Regions from separate parts of the Mus musculus genome. Here region 1 is linked to region 2. Evidence: chromatin contacts called from ENCODE Hi-C or POLR2A ChIA-PET data. All regions are on one chromosome and are shown on one strand. The core of a region is the stretch at or near the end of the contact, and the rest is flanking DNA. Distances in the headings are between cores, read along the strand shown.

The links. Hi-C counts contacts between places; a loop is a spot of excess contacts on that map. ChIA-PET counts read pairs that join two places held with the same protein, here RNA polymerase II (POLR2A).
Region 1: a map of left cerebral cortex shows a loop between it and region 2 (4-fold over the local background). The contact joins the promoter of Dnajc27 here to the promoter of Efr3b in region 2. A Hi-C loop is called at or near these places in 5 of 37 maps with a recorded cell type or tissue (gastrocnemius, heart and left cerebral cortex). POLR2A ChIA-PET finds 5 or more read pairs at or near these places in 1 of 5 experiments (embryonic stem cell).

Annotation. Positions count from the first base shown.
Region 1 is chr12:4,081,176-4,083,875 of GRCm38, reverse strand. It overlaps Dnajc27 (DnaJ heat shock protein family (Hsp40) member C27), which reads right to left and starts at 1,302. Exons shown (of 7, transcript NM_153082.4): 1 at 1,003-1,302. The coding sequence starts at 1,089.
Region 2 is chr12:4,037,564-4,040,263 of GRCm38, reverse strand. Efr3b (EFR3 homolog B) reads left to right here and starts at 1,349. Exons shown (of 23, transcript NM_001082483.1): 1 at 1,349-1,560. The coding sequence starts at 1,554.

The sequences.
Region 1 (2,700 bases), core at 53-2,552, 44 kb before region 2:
ACAATATTCCCAACTCTCCTGCCTTTGTAAAACAGAGCTGGAAAATAGTCAATAGTCAATAAATGTTAATCTTCAGCAACTGTTTTGTTAACACATACATGAAGGTCCATATGTAGAACGGGAGCACGCTAAATTGTATAACAGCAATAAACACTTCCTGAGCATCTTCTAGCACAGAGCACTGGCTTACATAGTAGTATGCAAACGCTCCCATTAGAGGTCTTCTGCGTTTGGTTTAGTGAAGACTCCACTTCGGATGCCTTCCCTGTCTGTCGACCTTGGGAATTCTTAACCAACAGTTTCCCAACGTTAAGGGAAGAAAACGAGTAACTGGCATCTAAATTCATTTAGGAAAGGCCTCCCTTCCCAGATGAGAGGAAGTTTAGTAGCTAATAAGCAGCAAATGATACAGAAATGATACACTCAGAAAGATGGTATTTTTTTAAAAAAAAAGACTCCTCCGAGAAAAATGGACGTGACAATACAAAAAATTAAAAACACAAGATCTAGGGCTGTCAGTGCATGTCCCCTGAAACACACTAGGTTGTTGTGCTCTGGTGGTGGGAACATAGACTCCAGGCTGTTCAGGGCTACATTTTTTAGAATCTAACACCTCCCTGGCATCTCTTTAAACAGCAAGGCTGGCAACCACTCTCCCCAACCCGCAGGACCTCGTCCCCTCTCAGGGGAAAAACAGATTTGGTATGTAAACTGATCATTCGACATCGGAATCTAATTACTACCTTCAAATTACAATCAAAGATCAGAGGCCACCCTGACACCTTTTAGGGACAGTGACGTCAGTAAAGAGCCAGCAGCCCAAAGGTCAAAAAGGTCAAGATAGTTTTCCTCTGGAGGCCGCAAGCCCCAGTGAGCTCAGGATGCTAAACTAAGCAGAGAGGAGGCGGAGCTTCAAGCTTTTGAGTGGCGGCTCTCCTAGCCAATGGGAATGTCGCTCTCACAGCACGCGGAGGTCCTGCCCTCGCAGCACGCGGTACTCACTTTCCCCACTTCGGCGTTGCCCATGGAGATGACTTTGATGCGGAGGGACTTGGCGGGCTCCTTCCTCTTCGGCACGTTGGTCTCCATCGCCCTCGCTCTGCCGGGGCCGCGGGTTGTGGTGTCCTTACGCACCCAGCCAGCCTGGAGTCCCTCAGGCCTCCTCGCCCAATGACGGAGCCGCTGTGCTCGTCACCACCCTGGCTCCGCGGCTCGCCATCCCCACCGCTGCCTGGCCGCGGACGGACGAGGGCGGTTGGGAAGCGGCGAGCCGCGGAGGGCGAGCGGAGTCTCGCGATGACTGCGCGCCGTGACGTCATTGCGGGGCCCGGGAGGACTGGGTCTTGGGGTCCTGTTGGGCCAGTGCGGCCCGGTTGCAGGCGATTGGGGTTTCTTTGCCTGGCATCAAGATTGGTCTGTACATGGTGGCAGAAATAGAGCGGCTGTCACGGGGAGTTTTTGACATTTAGTGTAAGGCCCAGTCATGCCAAAGGCTTTTTTTTTCCTGGAATCTTCACCGATGGGTGCCTCTGCTGCCATCCTCCTCTCCGTCAGTACAGTGACTGCAGACTACAGTTTCTGCAGAGGACTGAGCCCAGGATCACAGTGGATTCTGCGGATGTCCCAGTCACCTAAAGATGGTATCCGAGCAAACGCACGCTTTAATTCTGGCACTCAGGAGGCAGAGGCAGGCGGATCTCTATGAGTTCAAGGCCAGGTGGAGCTATATTGTGCAATCCTGTTTCAAAATAAATATATAAAAACCTTTATGTATAAATTGTACATGTGTAGAAAGCTTTATGTAACTTATGCACATCCTCAGCCTACTTGTGTCATCTCACATTATCTGCCCCACTGTCTTAGGGTTACTGTTGCTGTGAAGAAACACCATAACCAAGGCAACTTGGGGAGAAAAGGGTTTAACTTGGCTTACACATCAAAAAAAATTTGGACAGGAGAGATAGGAAAGGAAGCTGGGGGCAGGAGCTGATGCAGAGGCTGTGGAGGAGTGCTGCCTAGTGGCTTGCTCCTCATGGCTCCGTTCAGCCTGCTTTCTTACAGAAGTGAGTTTCTTGGCTTCTACCCAAAACCCAAGAAAGCCAGCATAACTACTCAATACAAAGTAAATGCTATTACAATGTAAATATCATTCTTATGTAAATAGTTGTTAGTCTATATTGTTGTCCTTTAGGGAATAATCACACACAAAAAAGTATCTGTTTAGTACATAATCACCCCTCCCCTGATTATTCTTAATGGACGGTTGCTTCAATCTGCAGACAGCCTGCAAAGGCTTCATCGAAGAAGGTAGCATCAGATGAGAATTGGGAGTCTGACCCTGGTTCTGGAAAAGGACCTTGAACAAGACTCTTTCCTGGTTGAAAACCAGAGTTGCCTTTTGGAGCAGAGGCAGTGTGTGTGTGTGTGTGTGTGTGTGTGTTAATTTTCCCTCTCTGGCATCAGTCTAATGGCCCCCATCCTCAGGAGGAAGACTGGCTGGATAGTTCTTAAGGTTTGTCCAGCTCTGTGATGGTGTGGGATTCTCACAGCTGCCAACATCCAGGCTTAACCCAGAATCTTGTTCCCTTTCCCCTTACCTGACAAGATAAGGTAGATAAGGTAGAATCATAAATTTTACGATAACTTCTTATGGAAAGCAACTGTTAGAATGAAAGTCAGTCTGACAGACACACTATTCTT
Region 2 (2,700 bases), core at 100-2,599:
ACTTCGAAGGCCATCTCCATTGACCATTGACACACACACCCCCAACAAGAACACACTTCCTAATCCTCCCCCAAACAGTTCTACCAATGAGGGACCAGCATTCAAATATAAGAGCCTACAGGGACTCTTCATATTCCACTACAATCCGTTCAAACCAGGACAACTTCCCCCAGTGATGGACTGTAAAGTTTAATATGACATAAACCCTTTCTTAACCAAGTGTTTTTTTGGTCATTCTGTTTATCAAGGCAACAGGAAGCATCAGATTAGGAGAGGTGCAGGTGGGTTGGTGGATGTGTCTGGGGAAATGAAGCCAAAGAAAAATAGAAAATGCTGGTTTGGGGTGCAGTGAGCACTGTCTTGAGCACCGTCTCCAAATCCAAGGACTGGATCTCTCTGGTTTGATCTTTGCTTTGGGGGAGAAAAAAAGAAAAAGAAAACAATATGTGGTGCCCACTATGTACTGTAGGTTCATGAAATTTCTCAACACGAAGCAAGGCTCAAAGAGGCGCCGACAGAGAAACCCTGTCTCAAAAAACAAGACGAAACAAAACAAAACAAACAAACAAACAAACAAACAAAACGAAGGTCATTGCATTCAGGCCCTTCTCTAATTTTTACGGTCGGGAAGAAAACAGAAAGCCTCCAGCAAGAGGCAAGAGGAGAAATTAAGAAATAGAAATAGAAAAGCCAGAGAAACAGAAGGCAGAGATATCCAGGGCTGGGGCGTTGGCCTGGGGTTTAAGTCCCTTTGTGGAGGGGATGCTGGCTGCAAAGCTTGCAGATTACACAAATCTGGAGAGGAAAAACCAAGCGGACTTCCTGCAGCCTTGGAGGTTGGGAGTGTGCTGTATTTCCTGAATACCTGACCCAGGTAGCAAACAGAGTTTGGGGCCCGCAGAAAGAATAGGGTTATGCCTCAATTTCTGCTCCTTAGGTTCCCTAAGCCGGTTCGTTTGAGCAGACTGAATAGAGCACACCTGCAGCTTCCAGCGCCCGGCTGACCTGGTGTGGGGTGTGTGTGTGTGTGTGTGTGTGTGTGTGTGTGTGTGTGTGTGTGTGTGTGTGTGTGTGTGTCATCAGTTTGAAGGACACGTCAGCGACCCGCGTAAGAGCTGAGCCAGGAGCTGGAATTCGGATGGATGATCTACTGAGTGAACGAAGAACCTGGGCTTCCTGGGGCGTCAGGTAGGTAAAAAGGCTCGCCCCATACTGAGGAAAGGAGAGGGTCCGGGATGGAGGCGGGGCTCTTGAGGCAGCCCGCCAGTGGCCAAGGGGGCGGGGCGTGGCAGAACACAGCTCCGCCCCCTGCGCGCCGCCTAGCTTGCGGACCAGAGCAGGAGGCGGCAGCCAACCTCGTCGCTGAATGGGCGGGTGGCGTCCCGCTCTGTCCCGCCCGCCGCCGGCCCCCCATCGGCTGCTCCCGCCGCGCCCCGGTCTCCGCCCGCAGCCGCCTGAGCCCGCCGGGCTGTGAATGAAAGGCAGGAGCGGCCAGGACTAGCAGCCAGCGACGCGGCTACGCCGGCCTCCCCAGAGGCGCGCTCCCCGCGGAGATGTACGGTAAGGAGGGCTTGGCGCCCCGGCTCGGGCCCGCAAACTTCCAGACACGGACCTTTGTCCCCCGGAGTGGCCCCCGTCGCAAAAGCGAGAATGCCGACTTGGTGCCAGGCTAGGCTGGTTCAGTCGCCTGTGCGTACGTCTGTGCCGAGAGGACAAAGATGCCTTAGGCCGGGGGACTCTCTGGTCCCCTGAGATCCCTCGGGCAGGCGTGTGCAGGCGCTAGGGGCGGTGGTCCGTCGCCAGGTAGGGACTCTGATGGCTGAGAGGCACCCGGCTTTGGAAAAAGCGAGTATCTTCGGAGCTGAGCCGACAGTGTTGGTGGAGGTGATCGGGTGACAGTATTTGCAGAATTAACAAAGAGGCTTGTGCTTGGGAGTTTGATGCGCGAAAGTGGTCCAGGGTAGGGGAGAGCTGCTCACTGCCAGTCTGCTGCCAGGCTCCTTGGATGTGGGAGGCGGCGCCGGCAGTGCAGGAGCTGGCGAGCGAGCCGGCGCTGGAGGTTCATCTCTCTGAGCTGGGTGGACTTGGCCTCTACCTAACACTGCTGCTAATGGTATTCAGGCTTCCCAACTTCCAGATTGGCCCTATGGAGGGCTGATGGGGAGAGATGCTGCTTCGAGGGTTTCTCCCAATTACGCAGCCACCGCCCCCACGAATGTGTGGCAGCTCCAAGACCCTCACGGTTCAAGGCTCTGCTTGCTCATTTGTCAAGAATTTCTCGGGTTCTACAGGCAGCGTGGATGAGGAAAGCGCTCCTGGGGTCCCACTTTGCAGATCATAAGAGTGGACTAGTCTAGGAATCGGCTCTCTACCAAGGGTACATGTGTGCGTGTATTCCTGTGGACACAGTTTACTAGAGCCCAGGTCTCTGGTAGTTATTCTGAGGCCAGCAGAAGAATTGGAGCCCTGTTCTCCGTCTCCTACTGCAGGGTAGGGGCTCGGGCTGCACCTGAGGAGTGAGTGATCTAGAAGTGCATGTTCCCAATTTAACCCATTTCTAAGGCTGCTGGCTGCCTCTGCGAACAGACCATGAGTCACAAAGTTTGTTAGCACAGAGAGCATGCTGAAAAGAGTCAGCAGTTGGTGAGCCCCCTATTTAGAAGACAAAGACTTAACTTTTTGCCTTGCATCTCCTTCCCA